2 separate regions of the Homo sapiens genome follow, and region 2 is linked to region 1. Evidence: read pairs that join two places in POLR2A ChIA-PET (ENCODE). Cell type or tissue: HepG2. All regions are shown on one strand. Links, peaks and the distances in the headings refer to the core of each region. The heading gives the core; the rest is flanking DNA. Region 1 overlaps RNF32-DT (RNF32 divergent transcript). Region 2 holds the start of LOC124901788 (a long non-coding RNA gene).

Region 1 (16,217 bases), core at 5,009-10,008:
AAATTAGCTTTATTGCAGTGATCTGGAACTGAATACACAATATCTCTAAGGTATGCCTTTATGATGTTAGTTGTGGATTAGTCATCTATGGCTTTTATTGTGTTGAGGTACACTTCTTCTGTACCTAATTTGTCAAGAGTTTTTATCATGAAAGAATATTGAATTTTGTTAAATGCTTTTTCTGCATCTATTGAGATGATCATATGGTTTTTATCCTTCATTCTCTTAATATGGTGAATCACACTTATAGATTTGTGTACGTTGAACCATTCTTGCATCCCTGGGATAAAGACAAATAAAATCAGAAACGAAAGAGGAGACATTACAACAGATACCACAGAAATACAAAGGATCATAAGAGACTACTGTGAAGAATTAAATGCCAACAAATTGGACAACCTAGAAGAAATGGATACGTTACTAGACACGTACAGCCTACTAAGACTGAATCACGAAGAACCAGAACATCTGAATAGATCAATAATGAGAAAGGAGATTTGAATCAGTAATGAAACATCTCTCATCAAAGAAAAGCCCAAGACCTGATGGCTTCACTGCTGAATCTTACCGAACAATTGTAGAACTAATACCCATCCTTCTCAAACCCTTCCTAAAACATTGAAGAAGAGAGAATACTTTCAAACTCATTTCACAAGGCTAGTTTACCCTGATACTAAGTCAGACAAGGACACTACAAGAAAAGAAAATTACAGACCAATATCCCTGATGATCATAGATGCAAAAATCCTCAACAGAATACTAGCAAACCAAATTCAACAGCACATTAAAAGAATTATTCACCATGATCAAGTGGGATTTTCCTACAGATAGAAAGTAAAAAGTAGTGAGTTTAATTTTTAGATAATTTATTTTGTTTCTAAAGGATCTTTCTAAAATATAGAAAAAAATGAAAAGACAGGCATTGATATTCTGATTTTATTATGAAAATTTTCTAATGAAACATTTATAAGAATATTGCTATTCAAATATCCCTTCCCACTTCCCACTGGCAACTGTGCCATCGGTATCTTTGTCAACTTGTTTCTCACCAGTGCAGGGCATCATGGACACTTAAGGATACAAGGTAAAAAGATTGCAAAGAAAAAACTGCAAATTCCATGAAAGGTTCAGGATTTAATGGAATTGACGGAAATGACGTGGCAGGCTCTTAGGTAAAGCTGTTACTGATTAAAGATCTGGCGGAAATAGACCTGATAATTTTAGAAGAGAAAATGACAAGACTGATGGCCAGGAGCTTCAGAAGAGAAAAGACTTGCATACTGAAGGATTAAGGAAGGCTTCAGGAATGCATTGAAGAGCCTCTTGATCATCTGCAACACAATGGAAGTCAAAGTTGAATGAATACCACAATGCAGTTTTTCAGTCTGGCACATATTAACCATGCTTATGCCCTGTGACCCATCCATTTGGCTCCTATGTCTGTTGTAGCTTGTAGTATTGTCAGAGGCGTGTGAACCAGAGCAACTCCATCTTAAACAGGAGCTGGGTAAAACGAGGCTGAAACCTACTGGGCTGCATTCCCAGACAGTTAAGGCATTCTAAGTCACAGGATGAGATAGGAGGTCAGCACAAAATACGGGTCATAAAGACCTTGCTGATAAAACAGGTTGCAGTGAAGGAGCCGGCCAAAACCCACCAAAACCAAAATGGCCACGAGAGTGGCCTCTGGTCGTCCTCACTGCTAGGTTCCCACCAGCGCCATGACAATTTACAAATGCCATGGCAACGTCAGGAAGTTACCCTATATGGTTTAAAAAGGGAGGCATGAATAATCCACCCCTTGTTTAGCATGTCATCAAGAAATAACCATAAAAATGGGCAACTCGCAGCCCTCAGGGCTGCTCTGTCTATGGAGTAGCCATTCTTCATTCCTTTACTTTCTTAATAAACTTGCTTTCACTTTGCACTGTGGACTCACCCTGAATTCTTTCTTGCGCAAGATCCAAGAACCCTCTCTTGGGGTCCAGATCGGGACCACTTTCCTGTAACAGTAATGGCCCCAGTTCTCTACCCGCTTTTGGTTGTGGAGGCAAGGACCAGCCAAAGGAGAACAAACAGGCTGTTTATTTACAGCTTGTGATAACAAGGAATTCAGCTCCACCACCTGCATTCAGCAGGGGCTCAGAGGTGGAGAGCAGGAAAGCTGTAGAGTGAAGAAAGGAAAACTTCTAGGGTGTCCTGATTGGAGGTTGCCAGTGTGGGGGTGGCTCATGCAAAGTGAGCATCGCATGCCAGTGGTTTGGCGAACATATTTGGCTTTCTCTAGTTAGTCCTAATTTGGAAGCAGGGGCAAAATATACAGAAACTGGGTGTCGTGGACCTGGAAGGAAACTGAGGCACAGCTTAAGCCACAAAGAATTTTTCTGAGCCACATTTGAGTGACTGTAGCCCAGGAAATGCTTCCCAGTTACCTTGGGAAGTGCTTCAGAGGACAAGGGAGGATTCCAAGCTTTTAAAGAAAAAAGGATGAATCAGGAGAGGGGGCAATTGCAAAAGTCGTTTTTCAACTCTTACAATGGGTTTGATTGCAGTCAAAGCAGCCCTGGAGCTGAGGGTTGGGTGTAACTGTAAGAAGCGCCCTTGGAGAGGGAGAGGGCCACCACAACAGATGCCTTGGCTCACCCCCGCTCAGCCAGGGGGTTGTAGTCTGGGATTGAACATTCTCCACTTAAGCCGCCAGAGGCTCAAGCCCAAGTGGCCTCCCAGCTCCAGCCTAGGCCCCTTGACTAACATGTCGCAGGCTTCCCTGGTCAGGCTGTTCACCAGGTCCCAGGGTTCCCGGCCAGTCGGTCCAGAGAGCCTGGCCTTCCTTCCCCAGCTGCTGCTGCGGAGGCCGTGGTAAGCGCTATGCTGTCACACTTGGCCTGGCCTCTGGCTCTCATCCGTTTGTGTGCTGTCTCTTGATGCTTCCAGGCTTGTGTTATTAGGGAGTGTTTCAGTAACCCTGTACTCCAACCCTGCTCACCCCCAGACTCTGGTTTCAGATATTCAGCTTCACTGGATTTACGAGTGGGCCTGCAGGCTGGCGGTCCTGGCCGGGCTGAGCAGAAGCTTGTTTTGAGCTTGTTTTGGTCTCACTGATGACTTACCGTATGGACAGGCAATCTGCTGAAGAAGAAACCCAAAGCAGCTAACGTTCAAACGGAGCCGCAGGCTGCTGGCTAACCTGGCCTGGGCCGGGGCAACTCAGCCGTGGTGCCCCAAAGCTCTTCATCCTCCAGCTACCCAGCTCAGCTGTGTTTCTCCATGAGAAAGGACGGGAAGCCTGTGTGCACGCCCGCTGTGGGCCTTGGCCGGCGTGTTTGCTAACATGCCAGCCGTCGAAGCAGGACACATGGCTGAGCCCAGGTCTCCAGGGGGAGGGACCGCACAGCTGCCCGGCAGAGTGCACACAGGGGTCTCCACCGCACTCTACCCAGTGACTTTGTGATTTTCCGGGTGTCGCCACATGATTTGCTTTGTTCAGGAAAGTGAAAATGGTTGGATATCAAGAGAAAACTGCTTCTTGGATGGTTTGACAATTGCCATGTATGAAACACAGCATTACTACTTTTATTTATTTATTTATTTATTTATTTATTTATTTATTTATTTATTTATAAGAGACAGGGTCTTGCTCTGTCCCCCAGGCTGGAGTGCAGTGGCACCATCATAGCTCACTTCAGGCTCAATCTCCTGGCCTCCAGCCATCCTCCCACCTCAGCCTCCTGAGTAGCTGGGACTACAGGCACAAGTCACCATGCCCAGCTAATTTTATTTTATTTTATTTTTTGGTAGAGGCGGAGGTCTCACTATGCTGCTGGAGCTGGTCGTGAACTCTTGGCCTCAAGTGATCCTCCCACCTCAGCCTTCCAAGTCGCTGGGATGACAGGTGTGAACCACTGCATTTGGCCTGTTACTGCTTTTTAAACGAGATCTTAGTCCATGAGTCCAGAATTTATGAATTCATAGATAGAATATTTAAAACGAGGCCACTGGACTGCTTTTCTGCAGTTCACATATCTGTTTTATTTTCACAGTGCAGAGATAATTTGGAAGTAAATGTTTTTGTGGAAATTTTAAGTGTCATGGGTGGCTCTTCCATTCGTATAGTATTTAAGGATTTATTTTCAACATCCACAGGAAAACATTTATTCCTTTAATTAGGACTGGACTCAGTTTCCCAGTTAGGAGCCATTAAGTAGTAACAGTCTTGCTGGTGGGTTCCATTTCCCCCATATTTAAAGCCTGTGTAGTAACTGTCACTCTTTATTACTCTTAAAATGAATCATAAAGGAATGGAGTTTAGACTGTATTTAAGTTCAGCAGGTGTGCGCTTCTAGACTCCCGTGTGCGCTGCGTGCACAGAAACGGGTGCAGCCCAGCCTGGGGGAGACACCACAGCTGTGCCCGTCCTGCCACGACTGCCCTGAGATGCGCCCTTGCCTGGAGACCATCAAATCATCCAAGAAGCAGTTTTCTCTTGATATCCACTAAGACAAATGTTCTGCCCAAAACCTTTACCTCGTGTACACTTTATTAATGGAAAAAGTAGTTTTATGCAAGTAGAAATACTAAAAGAAACAGAAATAAACGGATAATACACGCAAGTATCACTTCCCTCTGTTTCTGAAATTGTTCTGTTTTATTGTAACTCTCTCCGTGGTTTGGTCGTGGCATATTTTAATGAATGCTTTTATTCGCGTCTTTTCCTGCGTCAGTCCCGGCATGGCCAGTGGGGATCCGTGTTTATTCCTTGAACTAGGACTTACTATTCCGCGCCCTTTTATGAAAGCGCTGGGCCAGGAACACAGTTCCAGGTTCACCCGGCTGAGCGCGCTGCCCTTGCGGAGGCCGCGGGTTAGCGGGAGGGGGGCGCAGATGCGGGGTGCGGGGGTGACGCCCGGCTGGGGAGGGGGACACGGAAGCCAAGAAGACTCGCGGGAAAGGCGGGTGGAGAGGGCAGAGACCCGAACCCAGAGCGCTGCGCTGCAGGGAGGGGACGGGCCGCGGGCAGGAGCGGGGCGCGGGGCGCGGGAGGCGGCAGGGACCGGGCTGGAGCCCGGGCGCAGGGGCGCGGGGTCGGGGCGAGGAGGGGCGCGGGGCAGGAGGGCGCGGCGGGGGAGAGCGCGGGGGACGCGAGGTCTGGGGGCGCACGGGGTCGGGGAGAGCGCGGGGCGGAGCTCCTTGGAGAAAGTGGTTCCAGCGGGGAAAGGGGAGTTTTGGACTCTGCGTGTGACGGTGACTTTTCTGCAGGGTTTTTGCCCCCACCCGTCACCGCAGAGGCCTGCAGCTGTAGCGGAGCGGAGCAGGGCGGCCGGGGCCTTCCCTTCTGCCGCCGCCAACGTCCCGGGTGCTGGGCCCCGCGGCCAGCGCCAACGCAGGAAAGACCGGGGCGCCAACGCCGCTTTGCTGGTTCCCTCCTGGGTTCTGTGATGATACATTCAGCCCAGCGTTTTTGCTGACCCTAAACCGGCCCACTCCCAAATTGTGGTTCTGGAGGATCCCGGGTCGCGGGCGCTGACACGTGCGGGTGGAGCCCGCTGAGACTGTGGAGGGGTGACGGCTGGCCACAGTTGAACTTTCAGGTTCTGGCGGGACGTCTGAATCCAAACATATAGGGGTGTGTGTGTGTGTGTGTGTGTGTGTGTATATAAAGTGCATATGTGTGTGTGTGTATATATATAGTGCATGTGTGTGTGTGTGTGTGTGTATATATATATATATAAAGTGCATATATGTATATACTTTTTATAAGTGGAAAACACAGTTCTCCTGGGATCCAAAATATTGTTTTCCTGTTTTCTTAACTGTTTGTCCTCACCACGCGGCCCAGTACCCACCCGGAGTGGGCAGCCGAAGGATGTTGTGGAATTCATAATATCCGGTGGTAGAAGTACATTAAACTACTTTGTAACAGGTGAAATAACAGGAGGGTTTCTCCCGGATTCAGGAAGGGTTCTGAAAGAAAAGGTGAAGGCATCCGTTTTTAAGTGTTAGAGTAACTCATTCATTGGAAGGAACTGTTCCCATACAGTTTGGGTTTTACAAGTAAAAGGACAGGTGCAGAGCTCGGCTCTGTCACTGGGTGCGTATGGTCTTGGGCAACTTATTGCACTTATTTTGAGCTTCAGTCCCTCATTTGGAAAATGAGAGTGATAATATCCGCCTCGGGGGATTGTGGAGGGATTAAATTAGGTAACCTGTGAGACCCTTTGCCAGGGCCTAGTGGGCAGCAGTGCTCAGGAAACGCAGTGTCCTTTGTTCTTTGGCCCAGACTATGGCCGATGAGACGTACCACCTGGGTCTAATGAGTGATTATGTGGCAACTTTATTCAATGCCATTCCTTATTAATGGGCACCTTGTGGCAAAAGTTAACATGGGAAAGAAATAGGCTGTTGTAGAATTGTTAAATAATATTGAAACCTTCTTTTGATACAGTCTGGTTGGGTACAGATATACCACAGAAAAATTGTTTTTAAACTAAGAAAATAGAGACAAATGAACATTTTTTATTTGAATATAGACCATTCCATTTAAGTTTTGCAGAGTTTAAATTTAGCAAGTTGAAACCACAGGTTTTTGAACAATGGCAATTTCAGAACTTCTGGTATGTGAGTTTTGTGTCTTTTCCTCATTATTTAAAGCTCCTCATTCTTTGAGAGTGTAGTAAAGTTCTATCATTTCAGACATCAGAATTAGCATTGAAAACATGGGATTCTTTATCTGGATTGATGAAAGTAATTTATTGTTTGCTGTGTCAAACACAGCATGCTATTTGTCACATTGTGGTTTGTGTATCTTTCTAGAAGCTTTCAACTTTGATCTGAGGCAAAGTACACTCAGTAGCACAGATGACAGAGCTAAAAAAAAAAAAAAGCCAGTGATGTGCATTGTCACTCAGAGACTCTAAATCAACAAGCATGGAGACGCGGAGTAAAAAGCCACCTGACTTTAAAGAGGCTTGTACGTTCTTGTGAGAGAGCAGACCTCTGCCTTTCTCGGGGGAGACAAAGGTGTAGAGCGATTTATGAGTTAAAGATCGGGTTCACTGTGTGCAACCCAAAGGCACCTCCTCAAGGCCAGAGCCTGGTCCTGGCCTGCAGCCTTAGGTAAACACTCGCATTTAAAAGACCGCGCAGAGCCGGGACTCCGTGCACATAAAGGCGGCTTTCTTCAACTGTCATCAGAGTGGATTTTAGAACGTGCTTTTAATACTTACAAGGTTGATGTTTGCCTTTTAAAAAATGCTATTTGAGATCGTTTCTTATTTAACTTTCACCTTGGCGTGCCTTTTACCTGATTCGTGGCAGCGTTAAGGAAACTCACCTTGTTGTGAGATCAGACAAAGATTTAGAGCAGTGTCGCACAGTGTGACCTTTTAGAAGTCAAGGCTCCACCAAATCCTTGTTTAAACACCGTAAAAACTGGATGAAAAGCAACAACATATAATCTTAATCTGAACATTTGGTCTCAGATTCTTTTTATTGCGCTTGGGTTGATTATTCTGTGAGATAAATTAATCGTGTCCCAGGATAGCTGTGTACTTCCATTTCCTTTCTGATTTTTAACAGACAATGGCCCAGATCAATAAAACGGCAAAATAAAGAGGTTTGGAATGAGGAACATTGTTGCATACCTAAGTCTGTACTCTTCTAGAGAATGATTCTCAAAAGAAATTCAGCTATGCTGTTAAATCTGCATTTGCAGAGTTAATTATTAGTAGGAATTTTAAACTTGTATATTAAAATGATCATTAATAGCTGCAGAATAATGCATGGTCCAGATGCAACAATTTATTCAAGCATTCCTTTAGTTATTGGCATTCTCTGTTTTGTGTTTTGTAGTAAGAATATTCCTGTCCATTTATATTTATGTACCTGGTGTATTTTAATTCAAGTATATTGAGCTAAAAAACACATACCCCTTTAAAATTTTACAATTCTATGAATTTTAGCAAGTGCAGACTGTCTTGTAACCACCATGGAAATCACAATGAAAAACATACCCATCATCACGAGTTTCCTGGTGCCCATGTGCAGCCAGCACCTCCCATCACGCCCAGGTGGGACTGGCTAGTTGTAGGAAAACAAGCTCAGGGTTCCCACGGATTCTACCTTACAGTGAGTGGTATGATTATTCCATTATATATTACAATGTAATAATAATGGAAATAAAGTGCACAAATGTGATGTGCTCAAATCAACCCAAAACCATCCCCATCCTAGGTCCATGGAAAAATTGTATTCCACGAAACTGGTCTCTGGTGCCAGAAAGACTGGGATCTGTTCTAAGCCTTCTCCGATGAAGTTGCCCTTTGGTAAGCTTTCCCGCGTAACACAAATTTATCCATACTCCGTGTCCACCGAAGAAGTCTATCCACATAGTTCCTGCAGAGACTGCCCTGTTATCAGTTTTCCAGCTGTATTCCTTCCAAGTCCTGGGCCATCCATTCATACTGATGGCTCCTGCTGTCTTGGGCCATATTCTCTTTGGGGCAAAATGAACAGCCAGGTGCTTTTCTGGGAGTTCTGCCCACTGCAAATACTTCCCTCAACACTGTCCTTCAGAGCCGTCTCTCCATTTCTGGGCAGATGTAGCATGTATTGTGCACAATCATCTGTAAATGAGGCCTGAACCTTTGATTTCTCAGTCAGCGGGTGGAGGGTGCTCGTCACCGGGCTGCAGGCCTGCTTGAGAGAGGATGTGACTGGCAGAGTGGCGCCACGGGGATCTGAGCCACGCGCCCATGTGGCTTGTGCTTTAGAATCATCTTGGGTGGAGCCAATATTCACCACTTCAACTCAAGGACAGAAAGCTGCTGTGGCTTTGTGGTCGGAAAACACCCAGCTCATGGTGAAGCGTAAGAGAGGAGGAGAAATGGGGCAAACTCTCTCTGCCTCCCTGCAAAAAAGAAATCTGAAGTTTTAAAGAATATCTCCAAATCAGATATAGGAGGATTCTATTGATAAATTAAAATGAACAGACACTCTCTCAAGTAAGCAATAAGCTGTGTTTCTTGTCGTATAGATCTTACCTCAGGAATTTTAAAGCTTATCTATTGCTTGCATCCAAGGTTCTCTTTACCTTTACCAGGTAAAGGTGTCTTTGTTTGTGCTGCTACAATAGCATACCTGAGACTGGGTACTTTACAAAGAATGGAAATTAATTTGCCCACAGTTCTGGAGGCTGGAAGTCCAAGGTCAAGGTGCTGGCATCTGGTGTGGGCCTTCTTGCTGTGTTCTCAGTGATTCTGATGCAGCTAAAGCTGGAGGACCACTGGCAGAAGGCAAGAGAGAGCCGGCTCCCTCCAGCAAGCCCCTTTACAAGGGCATTTAGTCTCATGGCCTAATCGCCTCTTAAAGACCCACTTCTTAATACCATCCCATTGGCAACACCTGGATTTTGGAAGGAGCATGTTCAAACCACAGCATGGTTTTCTATGTGATTTTGGTTGTATACAGCATGGCTGTATCATGCTAGGCAGAAATATGACCTTGTTATTGTCTTTATTTGGAGATTAAATCGGGTTTAAGGAGATGTGTATGGGTACCAAAGTGACAAGGGGGGAAGCTTGGGATGGTGGATTTTGGATGTCAAGGTGACAGGGTATTAAGGGATGCCCAAATAGCTGGCAAAGCACCATTTATTCTTATGCTTCAGTGGGCATTGGGCATGGCCCTCTTCTACTGTAAGGGAAATCCAGTTGGCCTGGTGTTTGATTAGAATGATTGTGCTGCCCCAGGAGTGTCTGTGAGGGAGTTTCCGGAGGAGTTTGGTGTGTCAGTCAGTGGACTGAGTGGGGAAGAACTGCCCTCAATGTGGATGGCATCCTCCAATTGGCTGGGGGGTCCTGGATGGAGCACAAATGCAGAGGAAGGGTGGATTCTGGCCCCTTCTCCCAGAGCCAGGATGCCCTTTGTCTCCTGCCATTGGACACTGGAACTCCAGGCTTTATGGCATTTGGACTCAGGGACTCACACCAGCCCCCTGTGCATGACCCTCTCTGGTACTGGGGCCTTCTGCCTCACACTGAGAGTTATAGCACCGGCTTCCCTGGTTCTGAGGCCTTCGGATGTGGTCTAAGCCGCGCTGCCAGCTTCCTGGGGTCTCCAGCATGCAGACGGCCTGCTGTGGGCCTCCCCAGCTTCCATAATCAAGTGAGCCAATTTCCTGATGAATCCCTTTCCTCCAGCTCCTATGAACCACGTCGGTTCTGTCTTGAGAAGCCTGGCTGAAACGCTAGGCGTTGCAACACTAAAGATGGTCTCTATTTCCTTCTTTAAATCACACACACAAAGTTCAGTGACAGGCTGTGTGTAAAAGGCCAGATTCCACAGGCATTCCCACACAACAGGCTTTAGTGACTCCTAGGGCATTCGCTCAGCAAAAGTTAACACTGGGCACTTACTCTGTCCCATTCCCTGTGCTGGGCAGTGGGGGACAGCAGCAGGCAGGAAACTGAGGTCCCTGCTCTGTGGAGCTTATAATTTAGTGTAAGGCGGGGCTAAGACTCACCCCAAGAAATCAGTGAGCAGACCACAGTGCACAGGCCCCACTCCAGGCCATTAGATAGCTCAGCTGACTCGGGAGGAACAGCATCTCCAGGGGGCTTTCTGACTCTGTCTTGGTCAACAGTTAATCCATGACTGAGGCAGAGCATTAAAGAATGTCCAGTACGTCTGGGAATGACACAAAGCTCGGAGAAACAGCAAATGCCTCATCTATCACTCATGATTGAATAGAGAAGTTGCCGGGAACTGATGTTTAACCTTGGGCTGTACATTGGAATCACCTGGGAGCTTGAAAAGCGTCCCAGTGCAGTCCGATGCTTTGGGGAGCAGGCCCTGGCTGGTGCTTCTCAGCAGTGTCTTCATCTTCCGTCTCCACTGGGCTCTGGCCACGCTTTCTCCACGGCAGTCCTCAGACTTCGTTCTCACAGCAGCAGCAGCAACTGGGAACTTGTTAGACATTCAGATTCTCGGGCCCCACTCCAGACTCACTGAATCAGAAACTCTGGGAAGGAGAGCCAGAAATCCATGCTTTAATGAACTCAGGTGACTCTGATGCAGCTAAAAGCTGGAGAGCCACGTTCCAGGAATACCCTTTCCCCAGGTAGTTCTCATCTTGCAAGACTTGGCTCACACGCGCTCCCTTGCAAGACATCCCAGCACCTGTAACTCCCTGTCCACACAGGCAAGTCGTCCTAACACGTCAGATAGGAAATCGTGATGGTGGCTTTGTGCCTGTGTCTCTGCTAGACCTTGAATTTCCTAAGGGAAGGGATTTTTTTTCCTATTCATCTCTTCATACTCTGGAGCCAAAAGTAGTACCTGAAACCTATTGGGAACTTCAAAGTAGTCTTTCTCTTCTTAGCCAGCGACAAAAGAAGAAAGTTCTGGCTGCCGTGCTGGGCCTCTGACCAGCTGCCCGTTCTTGCTCCAGGGCCTCCTGCCCTCTGGCTCCTGCTTGCTGCCGGCTCCTCCACTTTTCTTCCTGAATTCGGAAACAGAAGTGGGGCTAAGTAGCTCCCCAGCAAGGCGCACACCAGGTGCTCGGGAGGCACAGATGCAGCTCCTGACTCAATCTCTAAGCACGGGGCCCGTTCAAGTTCAGCACCCCAGCTTCTAATGCAGCGAAGATTTAAGGAGGAATCTCAAGACGTAGCTGTGGAGTCTTAGGGCAAGGGAATAAATACTATTTATGTGTTTTTGTCTTTAATTTGTCTTCTGTAATCCATATGCCTCAAATCGGGATTAGGTTAGAATCTAGTTTTTGATGTTCTAAGTATAAGAATACTGAAAAATCGAGTCAGGTTTACTTTTCCTCCCATGCACTGGATGGATGCTGAGCTAGAACTTTCTCTTGGTGTGTGCTAGGACTCATCTCCACAACAGTTCACTTTATTTAACCCTATTGCTCCTATTAAAATGGTCGGTTTTACAAGGCAAACCTAATATTGGAAAGGATACTAGAAAGGCACACATATTTACTGAGCATTTACTACTCACCAGGCATTATTTTAGGTAATTTTGCATAAATCGTCATATTTAATCCTCATTCTACCTTTTAAAATGGGAAGCACGTTCTGTGTTAAGAAAAAAAAAGCCAAACAGCCCAGAGTTAGAGAGTCTAAGAGACTTGTTCAGAGAGGTAATAAGTGGTAGTGGTGGAATTGGTAAATATTTATTCAGAACTCACAGATAGTTTTGTGTTTAGCACTTGTTCCATACGCTAAGCTTGTAGGAAGTCCATGAAATAAAACTTATTTTAAATGTTCAATTCTGGTTTATTGTCACCGATAAGTCAGTCTGAAGCAATTTGAAATTGTTTCTGATTTTAAGGAATGACAATGATGTGACATGTGTTAAGTCCAACTTTGACATTTTGTGGGAAGAAATCCTAAAATTCTAAACACTAGATTTATGCCAAGAGTAATTACTTCCTAGTGTTCTGTTTATTTAGGAATTAACCAAAAACAGAATTTTCCAGATATACTATTTTCTTTAGTAGGAAAAGAATCACCAGCTAAAACCATTCTCAGAGCCATCTGACCCTGCTAAGATCATGTCATAAATGTTGGGCTTCACTGTAAGCACTTTGGTCCAGAGTTCAGTTTCAAACAATGGGCTGTGCAGAACTGGGCGTTCTGAAATTCTTGACAGCTTTCCTGTTTGCTCACTGGGGAGGGTAGATAAAGACTCGCTTAGGTGCCTCTTATCTCTAGAATTCTGTAGATGTTGTTGGGGGGCTGGGAGCCTGGGAGAGCTCCCCTGGCATGGACCAGGGCTTTTCCTACCTTCCAGTGTGCCTTAGTTGTAAGATATTAAAGAGGAAAAAACCCCAATAAGCAAGGACGTAGTGAGTGCTCGCCCTCCTGTAATACAGATAGGAGGAAAATATGTAACAGAATAAAAATCCCCTTGGGAACAATTAAGATGACTTGGCTCATCGCCCTTCCTTTGTAGAAGAGTAAATTGAGAAGAAAGTAAGTAAATTGGACAAGGTTGTAGATTATGATCAGCACGAAGTCGACTCATCTTCTGATCTAATAATGATTCCACAACACCTTCAAGGGGCATATTGTTTAAATTAAGAAGACTCGTGGCTGGGTGCGGTGGCTCACGCCTGTAATCCCAGCACTTTTGGAGGCCGAGGCGGGCGGATCACCTGAGGTCAGGAGTTCGGGACCAGCTTGGCTAACATGGTGAAACCCCCTCTCTACTAAAAATACAAAAATTAGCTGTGCGTGGTGGCGGGCACCTGTAATCCCAGCTACTAGGGAGGCTGAGGCAGGAGAATCGCTTGAACCGGAGAGTCGGAGGTTGCAGTGAGACGAGATCGCGCCATTGTACTCCAGCCTGGGTAACAAAGTGAGACTCCATCTCAAAAAAAAAAAAAAAAAGACTCACTTAACATCGACAAAACGAGGAATAACTAAGCATCTGTCCATTTGACAGGAAGTCAGAGGGGCGGATGGGTCCCAGGCAGGGGCTTGAGAAAGAGTCTCCTCGGGTGGACGTGTGGGCAGGAATGTCACCGTGTGTTCAGGGCCAGGAAGGAGCCTGGCTGGACGCTGCGGCCGCAGTGGGAGGAACGGCCTGGAGGGGAAGCGGGTGGGGGCGCCGCGGAGCCCACCGGGCTGCAGGGGCTGGGCCTGGTGTCCTCCTATCCTCAGAAGATCGCACGCAGGTTTAGGAGGCATCCGCTTTCTACCCCTCGGTCTCTATATTTCCACAATGATTTGTAAATACTTCTTTTGCCAGTGAACAGACCTTTCCGTTCCGGTTTTCTTTTCATTTTTAAACACATCTGCCTTTCCAGCAAGTCTGGGGCCTCTTGAGGCTGGAGCCCGTCTCCCGTCTGCAGCCCGGTGCGCGGGGGGTCGGGGCTCGCGTGGCCTCGCAGGGGGAGCGCGGGGTGCCCCTGTTGTTGGAGGGTGGGCCGAGGGTGGTCGTGGGGGAGCAAGCCAAGTAAAGGGGGAGGCGCCCGGCCGGATGCACGTCGGCGGAGCGGCGCTTGAGCTCGGATGCCCCGGGCCGCCGCCTCCTCTGCCTGGCTCCCGCTGTCCCGGGCCGCCCCACGCGCGTCCGCGGAGCCTCCCTCCTCGCCGCCGTCCCCAGTCGCCCCGCGCGAGGTTTTTCCAGGTCCCCCGCCTGGGCCGAGCCGCAGTTCCTGGGTCCCCCACCCCCAGCTTCTCCTCCGTGGCAGGTGCGGGGCGGACTTTTCTCCGCAAGGTGGTCCCGGGACTCCGCGCTGGGAGCTGAGTGGGTGGGGGCCACGCGTCCTCTCCCTGCCCGCCTCGTTCGGGGGCGGATCTGGGGGCCTCGGAGGTCACGGCCCAGATTGCCTTTTCGTGGGGTGAGACGGGAGACCCCGGGGCTGGGACAGGAGAGGCGCGGCCTCCCGGAGATTTCGCTGCGGGACTTCGCTCGGGCGCGGGTGGGCGCGGGGAGAAGCGGCCGCGAGGCCTCAGAGGCGCTGGGAAGGTGGAACCCACGGGACCTGCGGATGCCGCACCTGGGGCTGAGCGGACAGGAGGCTTCGAGGGGAGCCCTGGAAGGTGGGCCTGGAGCCAAGCTGCAGGGTACCGTGGGCTGGGTGATGAGGTGACAGGTGAGGGGAGTGGGGCAGTGCCCAGGTGTTGGGGGCTGGGCGGTCCCCTGCTGAGGGGGGGGGCTGGACGGTGCCAAGGTTAGTGGGGGGAGGTGCACAGATGTAGGGGGCCAGGGCGGTGCCCAGGTGAGGGGGGCTTGGATGGTGCCCAGGTGTGGGGTGCCGGGTGGTCCCTTGCTGAGGGGTGCCAGGGCAGTGCCCAGATGAAGGGGGGTGGGGTGGTGGCCAGGTGATGGGGGGTGGGGTGATGCCCAGGTGTGGGGTCAGGTGGTCCCCTGGTGAAGGGGACAGGACAGTGCCCAGGTGCCAGCAGTGGAGTGGTGCCCAGGTGTGGGAGGCCGGGTGGTCCCCTGGTGGGGGGGGCAGGGCGGTGCCCAGGTGCCAGCAATGGAGTGGTGCGCAGGTGTGGGAGGTAGGGTGGTGCCCAGGCGGGGCGTGGGGTGGTGTGCAGGTGTGGGGGGGGTGGGGGCCGTGTCCAGGTGCTAGCAGTGGGGTGTCCAGGTGTGGGCAAGGAGTGGTATGCAGGTGCCCAGGTGCTGAGCCCAGGTGCGACTTGGCTGCCGGAGCCGAGAGATGAGGGTGCTGTGTGAGGAGAGGCAAATTGATTTCTGCAAGAGAAAGTCTTCTTCCATGCAGATGAATGAGATATAATTAATTATGTAGATTATAATTATCTAGTTATAGAGATAAGAATAATTTTTATTCTTTAGTTAAGGGCTCCCAGTTAAAACCAGCTGAAAACAATGACAGTTAAATTCTATATTATGAGATGTTGGCTACTTATTAAATTCATTATAAAAATATATACATACATATTTGCAGTCCAATTGCATTTGATAGAGCACAGGCCTGAGCAGCACCCAGCACTGGCGAGTGTGCACGAGACGCTTGTTCTGCACTTTTGTACCTTTCCATTTCTAATGGCCCAACTGGCCAAATGTAGCAGGGCGGTCATCAACCTCATACAACAGCAGAAGTGCTGGAAATTTTAACTATTTAATTTTAGGCTTAGACTTAGCTATAAATGCTTTCTGATGAGAAGTTCTGTCTTTTCCTTGAATGATTTCAACTCGTTTTGTTTTATGAAGTCTCTGTTCAGTCATGAATATCTTCCCCAAAGTACCTTTGTAAATCATTTTTTAAAAATGCTGTAGTTTACTTGTGACAAGCTATAAACCACATTTGAATTTTTAGGTTAAGTAAGAAACCCATTTTAACTAATATTGCAGCAAAAATACGGAATAGTTCCAAGAAAAAGAGGATAAAGTACTCATTATTCTAGTGATAATACAACTGAATAAGAAAGATTTTCTCGTTCCTTTTTAAACGAGTTCATGAGCTTAGGGAAAGCAGGCTTCCCTCTGCTTCTGGCAGTCTTGGCCGTGGGGTCCCCACTCTCCTGCTTGGGCCTCACCTTGCAGGGGTGCCTCACCTTGTAGGGGCGCCTCACCTTGCAGGCGCTGTCCATTCCACCTGCCTTTCCCTTCTCAGGCCCTCCTGGTGAGATCCCATCACGTCCCCTGGCCTCCAGTGTCATCTGCTCTGCATGATATCTCCAGGGGGACCTCTCTGCTGGGCTCCAGGCCGCATGGCTGTGGGT
Region 2 (16,065 bases), core at 4,409-9,408, 660 kb after region 1:
GCTATGCTACATTATAGTATACCACAGTATATTACATTAAACGATACTACACCATGCTACACTATACCATACAATGCTATCTTACACTATACTGTACTGTATTATGCTACACTATGCTACGCTATGCTACACTATACTATACCACAGTATATTACATTAAACCATACTACACCATGCTACACTATACCATACAATGCTATCTTACACTATACTGTACTGTATTATGCTACACTATGCTATGCTATGCTACATTATAGTATACCACAGTATATGACATTAAATGATACTACACCATGCTACACTATACTATACAATGCTATCTTATACTATACTGTGCTGTACTATGCTACGCTATGCTAGATTCCACTATACCACACTATAGTATGCTTCACTGCACTACACTATACCACACTACATGACACTACACTACACTACACTCTATGATGCTGTACTACATTGCACTGCATTACTCTATGCTGCTCTGCTCTATAGTGACCACACTACTCCACACCGCACCATACTGTACTCTTCTTTCATAGCACGTCTCCAGTGCAGAAGAAGGAACAAGGTCTGGAGTCAGGAATGGACACGCGCATGATTTAAGGCAGGCCTCACCTCCCTCTGCACCTGCCTTTTATCTATCAAACAGGGACCGTAACATGTCTCTCATCTGTGGGCCAGAGCTGTTATAGTGACCAGATGTAGTCTGAGAAGCCACTTCGAGAAGTGTGAGGCTCCGTCCGCAGAGCCCTGTGATCCTTCAAACTGTGTACGTCGGAATTCACTGAACATCATCTATCTATTGGGTGACTGTCTCACTGACCCCCTCTCTCTTCTTTCCTCTTTTTCTTCAATACTGTTTGACCAAATTAGGAAAGGTTTGAACCCCATTTTTTAAAATCTGAGGTGGCCACAGCAGCTGCCCCAGCCCCACACCTGTCTGGCCCTGTTGTGGAGCTGGCTGCACTGCCCTCGCATGTTACCGCTGACGTTTCTGTGGAGCCTCCGGCCTGCACAAGCACATAGGGTGTGACAGGCTCCTGAGGCTGCCATCGCGGAGGACCGCAAACCTTACATGCGGCTTAAAACAACAGAAATGTCCTCCCTCACAATCCCAGGGTCCAGAGGCCTGAAATCAAGGTGTTGGCAGGGCCCTGTTCCCTCGGAGGCTCTGGATGGAATGTCCCCTCAACCTTCCCAGCTTCTGTGGCTGCCGTCGGTCCTGGGAGTCACCAGGCTTGCAGCTGCACGGTTCCCATCTCTGCCTATAGTGCTATGCTATACTATATTATATCATATTGGACTACACTATATTATGCTATGCTATACTGCACTGTGCTATACAACACTACACTATACGATACTATGCTGTACTACACTACACCACGCCATACTATATTATACCCTACCACACTGTATTATGCCACACTATGTTGTGTCATTGTGTCATATTCTACTGTACTTGGTATAGCACTTGGTAGAGTGCAGTGTAGTATAACAGCATGCTGTGGCATTGCCGTTACATGGCCTTCTCTCTGTGTGTCCATGCGCTCTTCCCTCCTTAGCAAACACAGTCATTGGATTAAGGGCCCATGTAAAGACCTCATATTAACTTGAGCATATCTGGAAAGACCCTATGCCCAAATAAAGTCACATTCATAGGTACTGGCATCAGGATGTCAGCATAGTTTTAGGGGGACATGATTCAACCCACAACACTGAGAGATTATCCCAGAAGCACCTCTGTCGTCCCCTGTCCCTAGAAACACTGTCACCCTGACAGGATAGGTGCCCCTGGGGAGGGGAGGCAAGCACCCTGTGGCTTTCCTCCAGGTAGGAAGGAAGCAGTGGGTGACAGTAGTTTGTCCACTTTGGGGGAGGCCACCCATCTCGGTGGGTCTTCCTTTCCTCATCTGTACGTGTTCACCCCCCACATGAACCAGCAGAGGTGCTTAAGAAGCAAAGGAACTAATTACAGAAAAAGGAGTCACAAGTCTCAAGACCTAGTTAACATGGGAGGAGTTGGGTGGAGGGACCGGCTTGGTGGCCATTCACCTACAAGCTCATGGAAGCTTCGGTCAGTGATGACAGTGATAAGAGGGACCAGGTGGGAGACAGCCCACCATGGAGAGCAGGGAGGGCACTGCGTCGTGCTGCCACCTGCCCCACAGCATCCCAGGACCACCTCCAGGGTGGGTTTCCAGCAGGTTGGATGCTCTCGATGGAAGGACACCAGATGCTGCCACGTTGGGTTTCACTGTGCACAACAGACCCACAGACCAACTTCCTACCGGGGAAGAGCACGGGGAGAAGGTGGGGAGTTGGGTTTCCTGCATCTGGCTGCAGTGGGGAGCACCTGCACCTTTCCTGCATGGGGTCATGTGCTGTGCTGTTGCATTTCCAACAGGTACAGCCAGTTGCATGAGCAAACCTTGTAGTGGACGAAGCAAAGGAAACGGATCATGGTTTTGCCATCTTGATGACTGCCGTTCTGTGTGTACACATCTGGAAATGTGCTAGTCACACCATTTATTTAACTCCTAGAACTTTAACAAACTCTGCTGTCAAGTTAAAGTAACTGTTCATCTTCTAAGAGATTCACTCAGGGCTGGCCAGGTCAGCTAGAACACTGAGTCCTTGCAGAACAAACTGCTACTGAGATGGAGACCCCTTCCCCAGCCCACAGCCGGTAAAAAACCAAACACAACTGGAAGACTGTGGACGTCACTGCATTTGGGATGGAGGGAGGAGCATCCAGCTAGTGGTCCACAAGGAAACAGCATCTCTCCAAAACCAGGGACACGGCAGCAGGCCCGACACGACCTCCACAACCTCGGCCGCAGCAGGCATCGATCAGGGGCCTCTGCAGCGTGCTTGGCCACTGCGTGGTGGCAGGAAGACTGGACCCTCGATTCACTTTGCTTCTGGACGTCCTGGTGGCTAATGAGATGGTAGCATTTCCTCCACTGGTAAGCACCAGCAGCAGGGCACTGTTGAGAGGACAATGGTCCTTCCACGCCGGCTTCATACTCCCCTGTGGACTCCCTACACCTCCATCCACTGACAGCCTGAGAATGGTCATATGTGTGCACACTAGACAAGCTAAAGCTACCTCGCTGTGGGTAAGACGGTGGACTCTGATGTCGTATCCAAGTTCAAATCTCTACCCACTGTGTCCCTGCTGTGATGGGGAAGTTGGTCTCCCCGTCTTCGCCATGGGAGCACTGTCATGCTGACCCCGCTGTGCTGATGTGGTAAGTGCTGAGATAACACCAAGTCAAGGACATGGCCGAGCATCTGGTGCTTGGAAGAGCCAGAAGGACAGTGGACATTAGGGTCCTCACTATCATCGTCCTGCCCCCACCCCACCATCCGTTTGCCCTTCTGATGGGCGCCTGCTCCTCTCCTGACAGGTGCAGCCACTAAGCAGCCCTGTCAGGAGGTGGAGGGCAGGAGGAAGGAGTGCCAAGAGTGTTCTCCTCCCAGGCCACCCCCGACTCAGGGGCACAGCCAATCCCAGTGCGGGGCATCTCCTCCGGCTGAGCTCCCGTGGGACAGCTTCACAGTCCTGCTCCCACGAGGGACATCCCTGCACCCCACTCTAGCACTTGCTGGTCTCTATGTGACCCCCTGCTAAGAACCTGCTTCGAGTTCTTAGCTCTTCCACACTCATGTGAGAAAATGCTCCGGATTAATCTCTTCCTGCCATGAGCACTCAGGATGGCTTTCTGATTGGACCCGAATCAGTACTGGGCGTAGTCTTCTCTCTAGAAACCAAAGGTCCTGCAGTCTTGAAGGTCTCCATCCCCGGAGAGTGAGGTGAGGCTCAGTGATACAAGGCGCCCTCGCAGGGGTGGCCATGGTGGGTCTGCAGTCTCTGCCAGACTACAGTGTCGGCAATCAGCCCTCAGAGCCCTCGGAGCCCTCAGGGCCCTTGGCCACCAGGAGGCCCTGACTAGGCAGATGGAGTCTTTGTTACAGAGCTGGGCCCAAGGGGAGGGGCAGATGTGTGCCGGGGACTGAGGGCTGCGGAACCACCCTGGAAGCAAATATTTATTTCTGCAACAATCTCCATTCCCCAGAGTGCAGATAAGATTAGTGTAGCACTGCAGATAAAGAAAAATCGAATTTCACCTGTTGCCCTTGGCCCCACCTAGGCTCAGCCCCTACCCATCTCAGCCACAGGGGCAACCCTTGTGCAGGTGGAGCCCAATGGCCTCCCCCACTGCCCCAACAGAGCTGCTCGTGCAGCCATCAGCAACGCAGCTCCCACTGCTGAGAACAGCCGCCTGCTAAAGACCTCGGAAAAGCCAGAGGAAAAATGCAGGCAGACAGGAACCGAGGCAGCCGGGCAGCTGGGCAGACCTGGGCAGAGTGGGCGGTGACGCTGCAGTGGCACAGGAGGGCCTCTTGTGTGTCCCCCCAACCATCCAACGTGCTCTGCTCATTGCCCCTGCAGACAGGACAGGACCTGCTCGGGCCCCACTCATGCACAGCAGGCTCTTCCTTGGAGCCATCCTCCCCGGGCTCTCGGGGGTTCCTCTCAGCCTCCCTGGGAGCTCCTTCCAGCTCATTGGTGGCTTCTCTGTCACGCTGGCGAGCACTGCATCCCCCACCCCTGGCAGGGCTCCCTTTTCTCCTCTCTCCCTGACATCTCCCTACCACCCACTACCATGGCTTCAGTCTCCACCCATTGCCTTCTCCTAAACTTATGTCCCTTTCTTTTCTTTCTTTCTTCTTCTGTTTTTTTTTAGACAGTTTTGCTCTTGTCACCCAGGCTGGAGTGCAGTGGCGTGATCTCGGCCCCCGCAGCCTCCAGCTCCCAAGTTCAAGCGATTCTCCTGCCTCAGCCTCCAGTGTAGCTGGGATTACAGGTGTCCACCACCACCCCCGGCTAATCTTTGTATTTTTGGTAGAGAAGGGGTTTCACCATGTTGGCCAGGCTGGTTTCAAACTCCTGACCCTCGGGTGATCCACCCATCTCGGCCTCCCAAAGTGCTGGGATTACAGGCGTGAGCCACCGCGCCCAGTCTAAACTTATTTTCAACCCAAATCTTTCCCCCGGGCCCCACTGTGTATTCCCAGGTACCTTCCTATTGAATATCTCCAACCAATTACCCCTTAGACTCATCCAACTTCATCTACCCGAGATGGAGCCCACCCATTCTATGCACCCACATCTGACATGGCTCTCCCTCCCCTGCCTTCTGCACCAGGAGATGCCTGCTCATCCCAAGCCGCTCATGCCGGGACAGGATGTCCTCTCACCACTTTCTCTCACGTGCCCTCACATCCAAGCCCTGTCCCACTCGCGCCAGGCCACATCTGCAGCAAATCCACTTCTCTGCAACATGGTGCTCCAGCCCCAGCCACATCCTTGCTTCCTACCAGGCCACACCAGCTGCCTCCCCGCTGTCTCCCCACCGCTGGGCTTCCCCTGCACCCACGTTATATTTAATACAAGAGCCAGGTGTTCTTTCCAACACCAAAACCAGGTGAGTTTACTGGCTGAGCCCTTCCTGGTCTGTCGCGGACGTGGTCCAGGACTCCCTCCCCACTGTGTTTCTCCCCTCCTGGGCTCCTTACTCACTAAGCCCCCACACCTGGCCCAGGGCAGGCACCGTTAGCAGAGCTGAAGGCTCAGCTTGTGGGCTTGGGGGCTGGCTCAGAAAAGGCAACGTGAGCACACCCACATCTTTGCCTATTTCAGAAGAGGAATTCAGGGCTTTGCAGCCTAAAGCCATCAGACCCAAGAGGACATCCACAGGGATTCTTATCCTTGAAGACGCAGAAGCCCCACCTCATCGCTTGAGGCAGTGAAGGGGAAACCCACCTGCCAGGCACCTGCAGGCTTCCGCTGGCCCCCTTCACTCCCCTCTCCATCCAGTAGTCTTGAGTTCTAAGGATCCTCACAGGTCATAGCTCCAAGCACTCAAGAGAATGGAGGTGTGGGGATCCCAGGCAAAGAAACCACCTGGTGTCACTGAGAGAAGCAGAGGAGGTGGGCAGGGGCCCGGAGTCCCAGACGAACAGACAACCGCGAGGATGTGGGGTCTGAGTGCTCTCCTCATGATCAAACACACTAAACTGTCACCAGAAGACTCCATTCTTAGGCCTGGCTGTGTCACCAACCAGCCAGGTCACTAGGCAGGTCTCCCTGCCCCTCTGGACACAGCTGCCTCTCCTGGCAGAGCTGTGGGTCGAGTTGGAAGCTCACACGGCCCCTTTTGGCTCTGACACTCCACTGTCTGTGAGTCACTCTGGGTTCCGGTGGTTTGTCACTGGGGCTCACAGGGAAACCAAAGAAAGAACAATCGCAGCCCAGGGTAGCGAGTTCATGGGCGCCGGGTCCAGGGCTTGCGTAAGGAGGCCCAGTGACCTTCAGCACCGCGGTGACTCAAGGCGGTACTTTTCCACTGCTGGCAGGCACAAGCCCTCTAACGTGTGGCACCGGCACCTGCATTAAAACAATGTTTTGATGATGTTGCAGGGCTTAGATCCACCCTCAAACATGAAAACAAATAAGAGTCCGGGCCTGATGTTGTCGGAGCAATTCCCTGGATTCCTTGTCGAGTCGAGTCCTGCACGGAGGGACGGTCAGGGCTCGCTGGTTACCCGGCCTTGAGTCACCAGCAGCCTTCTCCCAGAGCCTCTGATTCATGGGCATGTTATTTGGGGAAAGAGTCACAAAGCCATCACCGGCTCCTTCCTCTTGTTCCTCCCAGCTCCACACTTGGCCATCACGGAGTGTTTTTGTTTCGCTGCAGTAATCCAGATAAGCCCTAATTGTTTTCGGATATCCCAAATGAGAGGCATTAAACCATCAGAATTTTCTGCATTCAATGTGTAGGACTAAGTGGCAATTCCTTACAGAATGGGCTTAGGTTCCAGATTCATCTGAAAACAAAACACTTCTAGCTCTGACCCCTGCGGAACAATAAAATCATGTTTTCAGTGTTCCCCTAGGGCCTGGCCAGATCCTCAGGTATCCTCAAAGAATCTGTCCTCCACATCATTTCTGCTCCTGAAGTCGGGGCAGACGGGTTCACCAGCCAACATCCTCTACCGAATCCTGGTTGACCAGCACACTTTTCCTCCCACTGTTTGTAGGTAGAACTTTCCTAGGCCACGCTCACTCTGCTGGCCGTGGACTATGCTCTTTGATGGCAAGGGCAGTCACGTGAGCGTGATGCACGGGGCCTCTGCCATCAGACCCCCCTGTTCCAACCCTGGTGCCCCTGTTCTGCCTGAGGTCAGCAAAATGGGGCACTCACGAATCCTACTTTAGAGGGTTTTCTTCTGAGTACTTAGTGAGTATTCATGTAGAGAAATTAGCCCAGCTCCTTCCCCACAAGGACCTTAACAATCCTGTCCATGATTGTCATCCAGGACAAACTGCTGCTTACTTATAACCAGAAGAGTTAGAACTCGTTCTGAACCTCCTGAGGCCAAACTGCCACAAAATTCCAAACAAATAAAATGTGAATGAATATTTGAAGACAGGGTCTTGGAAGCCCGACTCTTTAAGAGCTTGCTTTTAAGTGAAATATGTACACACACACACACACAAAGTGGAGAGAGGGGGTAAAGCAAAGATGTCCTTGAAACTTAAATCATGCGGCTTTTCCGTCCAAGAAAAACACAGGTCTTCCCTTGACATTTGGAGGCAGTTCCTTGTCTCTATTCCCCCACCCTCTTCTCTGGCATTTCTTTGAGAATAGACTGAAGAAAGGGGCTGTAATGCAGCTATAAATCCAGGTTGTATGCATTAGTAGTATTTGGAGCAGGGGGGATCTCGAGAGAAAGAATCCTGCAGAACTGTGGGCCCAGATGAATAAAAATGTCTTTCTAACTGTTTGGCTACCAAACCAAATAGAAATTAAATGTTCACCCTCCCAGATCTTCCACTTTACTTCGAGAAGCTTTTTGTTGCTCCTGTTTTGGAACCCACCACATTACGTTCAAATGGCACACAAGTGGGTCCCACTCATCGAATACCGTGACCCTGTGTATTCACTGAAGGTCAGCTTCACATAACTCCGAAATAGCAACACCGAAAATCTGAAATGATGGCATCTGAGTTATTTTATATCAAAAGTTACACTTCTTCTTGGAATTGAAGGGGAAAACATCAATAGATTCAACATAAAAACATAAAATTTTGTACATCATCAAAATGTAACATTTAAAAAAATTAAATAGGAATCTTGAGAAGTGCTTGTAATACATGTAGTAAAGAAAGGTGATACGCCAAACTACAAAAGTTACAGAAAAAAAACCACTAAGAGGCAGACAGAAAAATAGAAAAGGCAGCTAAATGGACAGAAAAGGAAATAAAAATCGCTAATAAAAAATTAACTGCATTAGTATAAAAGAAGTACAGTTAAAATAGCAAAGTGGTGTTTTTGCCTATCAAATTAGCCAGGGAATGTTAGGGGTGTGTACACAGCCCTACAGAGGGCTGGTAAGGTATGCTGGCGGGAACATAAATTTATTTAACCTTTCTGCAAAATAATGGACTCACATTAATCACAGACCTTGAAACAACACCCTTGCACTTTGGTACACTAGCTCTAGTGAGAGTAATTTATCTGAATGAACCAAGGAAAAATTGTTAATAAAAACATAGTATTTTGTTGACCAAGACAGGTATCAAAACCTCATTTGTAATAGCAAACATGTGAAATCAAAAAAGCATACCCAAATCATGAAATATTATTAAATCACTTTAAAACCCTGCTTACAAATAATCTTTAAGAGTAGAGGAAAATTATATGACAATACCAGAAGTAAAAATAGAAAAGGAAGAATATTAAATTTTAATAGTCTATAAGCTCAACCATTTAAAAATAGGAATAGGGAAAAGACTGAGGGGAATATATTCATATATCGGAGTAGTCATTTCCATGATCCTCATTTTATTTCTTTTTCTCATTTAAAAAGTTGCTATATTTTTAAAATATTCAATTATAAGCATAGATTCTTTTCCAAATAATTAAAAGGTTTTTGAAGCTATTCTATTCTACAGGAATTCTGAATGTGCTAAAACACTGGTGTAAGGTGAATCCAAAGAGTTGTAAGAAACAAACGCTGCTTCCAGACGTGCACAGGTGAATCCAACATGCGTGCACTTCCAACCTCGTGCATGATTCACCAGCCACCTGTCACTGTGGGGCCTGCCAGCCTTCACCTCACACACCTCCGTGACACGGTGCACTCAGCCACACGCATCTGTCTCCTGCACTAGACACACGGCTCTCAGGGAATATGTCTTATTTCTCCTTGTATCTCCAGGGCCGAGCAGGGTTTGTGCAATGCAGTAAACACTTAATAAATATTTGTTGAATAAATCAATGGCATATACCAGGCATTAAATAACTTCTTGTTGAATAACTCGAAACAAGAACTGTCGGGACCATGACCAGGGCAGCTCCACAGAGCTGATGGGGATTCGTGATCTTCAGCTGGGCCATTTCTGAGTCAGGGGTTTAGAACACACCCCATGGATTGGACAGGTGTCCGGTGGGCAGCAGGGACTCCTCCTCCTTCCCAGCCTACTCCTCCCTCTTGACCCCACACCTGCTCACAGGGTCAGTGGGCCCCTCAGCCCATCACAGGGCCGACTTCATGCCAGCCAGAAAGTTAAAGACTTCCCACAGGATGAGGTCCCAGACCTCCCTGGGATGACAGAGGATGACCAGCCCCACAGCACACCCCAGGCTGCTCCACAAAGCTGGTTTGGAGAGAAGCTTGTGAGGAAGAAGCACAGTTCGGTGACTGCAGCTGGACAGCGGTGTTCTCCAGCGTGCCACATCCCCATGGTCCCTTGCTGGCTCAGGAAATCCCTGCAGCTCCCTTAAATGAAGAATTCTACACAGAAGGACCCATCCTTGCCATGAGAAATTTAGACATCTAGGCTGATAATAACATTTTAAGTCTAGTCCATTCTAATTAAAAAAAAGGACCATGATGATTAAATTCCTACTCACAGAAAATTTAGAAAGCAAGCCATGAAAAACAAGCTCTTCGTTTCCTTACTGATTAGATCAAGGAAAGATACTAACAAGCAGTGGGGAAGTTTCATTTTGTTAGAGGACAGGACATTTTACGAAAATCTTAGAGCCCTTCTGCAGAGCTAAGGTGAGAAAAGACACAGTAATTTTCGCCTTGTTGCCATCCCACAGGCGTACATTTTTTCAGCAAGGTCAAGTATGACTCCCTGATACACGCAGTCTAGTAGTTTGGTGGCTAACAGGCAGTTAAGTGAAGGCTTTTGCTTAAGAGGAAGTATCTGGAACATACTTAAACTAGAGCATGTAACGTGTCTGCCTTTTTTTCATTTTTCTAAGGAAGAAGTAGCATTGTTGTCATATAATAAAAAGCAATTGCACAGGCCTGATATTCAAACTCAATTTCACATCAGCATCTCCTAATTCCTTATCCTGTGTTATATACCAACAATGCCCCTTCCCCACCTCCCACCTGACCCCTCACACCCTTTTTTTAAATACTGTAAAAGGCCCCCTTGTCAAAAGTCAGAAAATGCCAAGTCCAGGCTGAAGCTGGGCAATCTATAGTCTTGAAAAAGAAATTTCTAAGGCAACACAATGCCAAGAGTCCAGGAACATCAGCCTTAGCTGTGAATTTCCTCAGTTTGAGTGAGTTCCCAAAAATATCACTGACAAGAGCTCTTCAGTGCTTGAGAAAGTTAGATCACGAAAGATGGGGAAAAGCCTCTATTTTCTCCCTTCGCTGATTCCTGAATCCTCCTTTGAATCTTTGGAAAATAGTTTTGCAGATGACCTGAGAAACATGATGCAGATACTTTTCAAAACAATCTCTGGGAAACTTCATGCAGATAAAAGAAGGAAACCACCAGGTCTTACAAAGGAACATCGCTGAAGTCACCAGCAGCAACTTGAGACTACCTGCTGTATTTGAACTAGCTGGTTCTACGGAAGAGGCAAGAACAGAAAATGACACAGCACTCATGCCCTCAGAAATTTGACCAGAGGCCAGGTGCAGCGACTCATGCCTGTAATCCCAGCACTTTGGGAGGCCAAGGCGGGTGAATCATTTCAGGTCAGGAGCTCGAGACCAGCCTGGCCAATACGGTGAAACCCAGTCTCTACTAAAAATACAAAAAAAAAAAAAAAAAAAAACCCAGCTGGGCATGGTGGTATGTGTCTGTAATCCCAGCTACTTGAGAGGCTGATGCAGGAGAATTGCTTGAACCCAGGAGGCGGAAGTTGCAGTGAGCAGAGATCCCACTGCTGTACTCCAGCCTGGGCAACAGAGCAAGAGTCTGTCTTGAAAAGGAAAGAAAGAAAGAAAGGAAGAAAGAAAGAAAGAAAGAAGAGAGAGAGAGAGAGAGGGAGGGAGGGAGGGAGAGAAGGAAGGAAGGAAGGAAGGAAAGAAGGAAGGAAAGAAAGAGAAGGAAGGAAGGAAGGAAAGAGAAAGAAGAAACAAAGAAAGAGAAAGAAAGAAAGAGGGAGTGAGGGAGGGGAAAAAGGAATGAAGGAAGGAAAGAGGGAAAGAAAGAAAGAAAGAAAGAAAGAAAGAAAGAAAGAAAGAAAGAAAGAAAGAAAGAAAGAAAGAAAGAAAAAATTTGCCCAGAGTATAGAATAACTAGAATAGAGAATTTTAGGAAAGACTTAGTCCTTATGAAGGATCAAGGGAGAGATCGGACCCATCAAGTTCTACACAACGGACAGTTCTGCCTCCTCCCGCCGCCAAGTGGCACCCAGCACGGAGATACCCAAAAAGCGCCCGTTTCCTCGTCCTGCTCAGCATCCTGCCTACAGCCCCAGGATGCGCCTCCACCTTCAACACAACATTTACAGCTGACAGGGGCTTTGCAGGAAACGATACAATCTGGACGAACCTTTTCAGGAAGATCAAAGCGGCCCATGTTAGCAGAAGAGCGTTTTGATCGGAACCACGAGTTTGGAATCGCGCTGGCGATAGTGTTCTTGCCGTGCGCCAGCTAATGCTGACAGACAGAGGGCGGTTTATCCACGGTAGCCGGGTAGAGGGGACATGCAAGGGCGTTAGGGAAAGACTTCCTTGGAGTCCTGGTGTCACTAAGGATACGGCGAACCGCGTCATCTTAGCCCAGTGCCTTGGACCCTTGAACTTCTGTCTCTGCATCCTATGAGGAGGTTAAAAAAGATAATCCACCTGTCAGGGTTGTGAGGATGAAACACAGCAGCGTGCGGGGAAAGCTTGTGAAAATGTCCTCAGGACGTCCCCGGTGAAGGGCTTCACCCTAACACCTAGTGCAGCGGCAGAGTTGAGTGGATCACAGCTGCCGAAACGCACAGGGAAAGGTCCCTGCGGAGGCTCCTGGGTGGCCCAAAGGGATGAGAGCGCAGAAGGGAACCCGGGGACACGCCTTCTGAATGAAGCAGAGTAAAAGTTGTTGACACCAGCATCGGAACCCAGGGCACCGTTCTCACACCCCTAACAACCGCGGCCAAGGAAGCCAGAGTCAAGGCTAAAGTGTCACTGGTAGAGGGCTGTGACTGCAAGTTGTCCAGGTTCTTGGCGTTTTGAACAAAGAATTGGACAAGGCCAGGCGCCGTGGCTCTCACCTGTAATCCCAGCACTTTGGGAGGCCGAGGTGGGTGGATCACCTGAGATCAGGAGTTCGAGACCAGCCTGGCCAACATGGTGAAACCCTATCTCTACTAAAAATACTGAAATTAGCCGGGCATGGTGGCAGGCGCCTGTAGTCCGAGCTACTCGGGAGGCTGAGACAGGAGAATCGCTTGAACCCAGGAGGCAGAGGTTGCAGTGAGCTGCGATCATGCCACTGCACTCCAGCCCGGGCGACAGAGTGAGACTCTGTCTTAAAAAAAAAAAAAAAAAAAAGATTTGGACAAAACGCCCAGCAAAGCAAAGAAAGAATGAACCAACAAAAGAACAAAAGCAGGGATTTGTTGAAAACAAAAGTACGCTCCACAGTGCAGCGGCTCCAGAGCCCAGATACAGAATCTTCTTGGGTCCAAATACCCTCTAGGGGTTTCCCATTGGCCCCTTCCTGCTCACCTCATGTAAATGAGGTGGTAACCAGCCATCAGTCTGACAGGCTGTGGATAGCAACCATTCAGAGGCTAGAGTGAAGTTACAAAGTTGCAAACAAAGACTGGACCGGCAGTCAGCCTGATTTGTTGGGGACAGCCAGTTTCCCATCTGCCGCACAGAAAAGGTCAAAGGGAGTAGCCTCTGGTCCTTTTGTTATTTAGCATACAAAGCTAGGCTTCTCCTTTCAGTTTAGTTCTAGGAAGTCGTCGTGAAACAGCCTTAGGTCCTCTGCCTCCAGACCCTATTCTCCTGCCTCGGAAGGACTGTTCCCACACCATCTTGATAGGTTTTCACCTTCATTCCTGCAGAAGCTGCCCTGGATGAAGTAAACACTAGCAGCACCCAGTTCTCAAGCTCCATGAAGACCACACCTGGGCCCGTTCTGCTCCTACAAGCTCTGACCAGTAAAATGGCACCTTCCAGTACCCCAGGCTCAGATGGGATGCTGGTGTCCAGGGAGAGGTGAGCACTCATCTACTTTACTTTAGGAGAAAGAACAAGAATAATCTACTGAGCAAAACTGCTTCACCTGATGTCAGGCCTCACATGGCCCTTGCATGTTCTGTGATCCTACACGTCCCTCTAAAACATCTGCTGTGTGCCCAGGGCTACACTAGGTGCTGGATACCATAATGAAACCCAAAACACAGCCCCTGCATCCCAGGCAGATGGAGAAGAATGGCAGCGCGGTTAACGGGAGGGGCGTGTTCACAGCCCCGGAAATACTGCAAATACTGCAGCTACTTCCATCGCAGAACCGTGAGCTTGTTGCCCACTGACACGTAAGCTCCATGAGGGAGGGATTTTTTTACTGATGGATCTCAGAGTGTAGACGAGTATCTGGCGCACAGTAGGATCTTTGCAAATATGTGTTCAGTGGATACACGTATCGTCTTTTGCAAATTATCAAGCTACCTGGTGAATATTTTGGACCAGGAGTTCATGATCATAAAAAAGAGATTTCTAAAACACGTCTGTGCTTAAATGGGGGGAAACAAAAATTATCAACACATTTCCTGTTGAATGTAGGATCATTATTATGTACATTTTAGGTTAGAATGACCACAGCCTCTTGCACCCTAATTCCACCACCATCACCGTGAGAACTTTCTATTATCTTTTTGCATTTATCCTTACTGAAAGAACCCATGCCTGATACCAGACTGAACCATCGAGGTATCTTAACTCTATGTCTTAACTCATAAAAGAAACTGCCCCTGCCCCCTGCCCATCGTCATTTAATAAATCAACAGGTCTGTTTCAGTGGCCTGATGTGTAATGGCATTTATGAGCACTGGCGAAGTTATGAACACTTAACTGAAGCAATTAAGCCATGCCTTGCTCTTATTATTGTAAGAGATTGACTGGTGGTAATTTATTTTTTCCAATGCAGCTGACAAAAAGAGGTAATATTCATACTTACAGGTCATGCGGAATATGGGTATCAAAAAACCACTTCCTGTCATTGTTCATCACTGTGTTCTATTTTTCCTCTGAAAGGGATGGTGAAATATTCTCTTAACACAGATTTGGGTATATTTAGTGAGGCTTTCCTCAGAACCAGGTGCTGCCACGGAATCTCAGAATTCTTCTAGAAACCAGAGCTGGGGCTTTAGGGCCAGTCTCAGCTGAGCCTCTTCACTTATGGAGGAGAACACCAAGACCCATGTAAAGGAAGTGGCTGTCCCTGTTCACCCAGAGCCAGCAGAACAACCCAATTAGATGGTCGCTTCCCTCCAGCCTTCCCAGGGATTCCCCTGGGTGGGTGAGGACGAGTGCAACCCAACACTTCCCAGGTGGAAGGAGGCAAATTGAGCAGAGCCTCAGTATGCCTTCTGGAGTCGGGGTTTCCAGATCAAAAGCCATGAGCTTTTTTTAAATAAGTAATTTAAATAAGTTAAATATTACACATTGTTTTAGATAAAAATGTTAACGTTTTAAAATAAATATACAAACCATCCCCCAAAGGGGTGAACTGATTTATACTCCCCTCTACTAATATACGCTTATTAAAATAACATGTTAGCATTAAAAAATCCCTGCCGGTTTAATGGGCAAAAATGATCTCATTATTACTTTGATTGGTGTTTGTTTACTAGTGAGGATGAGCATTTTCTTACGTTCCAATAGCTTATTGCATTTTTCATTTTGTAAATTGCTAATTTACATGCCAAGTATAGTTTTAATAACATCATGAATGGACCGTGTGGCCTTGGAAAAGTTGCTCAAGGTCTGTGAGCCTCAGCTTTGGGACCTGTCTCTCGGGGTGCCTGTGAGACCTGAACACAGCATGACAGAGACCAGAGTGGGCGCTGAACTCCTGAGCCCCACTGTCTCCCCCAGCACTTCTGTCCATCCAGCTCCTCTGACCTCATCGACAAGAGGAAAGAGAGGACCGAGCCCCTGTGACAGCCCCTCCCCATGGCAGGGGCAGCCACCAGGGCACTGGGGCTCCGGGCAGAGGACATATGCCTGCCGGGTGTTCCTTCAGCCCAAGTCTCCATGAATGAGTCCCTTTTCTGACCCTCTTGTCCCTCGATGGTGCGTGAACAACACAGCATCTTTCCTTCTGTGCTGTTTGGGGGGAATCCCAAAGTCTAGATCAGGGAGATGACACCCTCCCTATTTCACAGCCTTCTCTCTTACATCTCAGAGGGGGCTTGAAAGATGGCATAAGGAAGAGGAGCAGAATGGCGCACATACGTCATGAGCAGTTGGTTGAATCAGTTTCTTGCCTGGGCTACACTGGTCTTTCCTCGGTGAGTGTTTGAGTTGCATGCGTGTGCACGAGTGTGCCTGTGTTCATACGTGAGTGTGTGAATGCTTGTGTGGTCGTGTGTGCATGTGTGCGCTTGTGTGTGAGCGCACGTGTGTGAGTGTGAGAGTGTGCATGCATGTGCATGTGTGCGTGAGACAGTGTTTAATCGAAATACTTGTAAACACTGCCCTGTGTGGTTTCCTTACAGACGCAAACAAATG

What was found. ChIA-PET counts read pairs that join two places held together with the same protein. Peaks named below come from ENCODE experiments on the same cell type or tissue, not always from the same donor. Only the 100,000 strongest peaks of a DNase experiment are listed, where the experiment ranks them.
Region 2: POLR2A ChIA-PET joins it to region 1 with 6 read pairs; 2 of 35 experiments call an interaction of 5 or more read pairs at or near these places.

What each region holds. Positions count from the first base shown.
Region 1 is chr7:156,605,656-156,621,872 of GRCh38, reverse strand. The region is part of intron 1 of RNF32-DT (RNF32 divergent transcript); the gene reads left to right. Among named protein-coding and RNA genes, the nearest start is that of RNF32-DT, 27 kb to the left of the region's middle. RefSeq lists enhancers at 1,033-1,722, 1,723-2,412, 8,533-8,652, 8,763-8,932, 13,777-14,288 and a silencer at 2,052-2,252. In HepG2, for the core only: a CTCF peak has its summit at 6,231; DNase peaks (open chromatin) are centred at 5,402, 6,212 and 6,942; H3K4me3 peaks cover 2,168 bases.
Region 2 is chr7:155,942,177-155,958,241 of GRCh38, reverse strand. LOC124901788 (a long non-coding RNA gene) reads right to left here and starts at 6,957. Exons shown (of 2, transcript XR_007060613.1): 1 at 5,834-6,957; 2 at 2,493-4,106. RefSeq lists enhancers at 3,026-3,754, 4,947-5,447, 5,833-7,032. In HepG2, for the core only: no CTCF peak of the experiment used is centred there; DNase peaks (open chromatin) are centred at 6,311 and 7,151; H3K4me3 peaks cover 1,134 bases; H3K27me3 peaks cover 300 bases.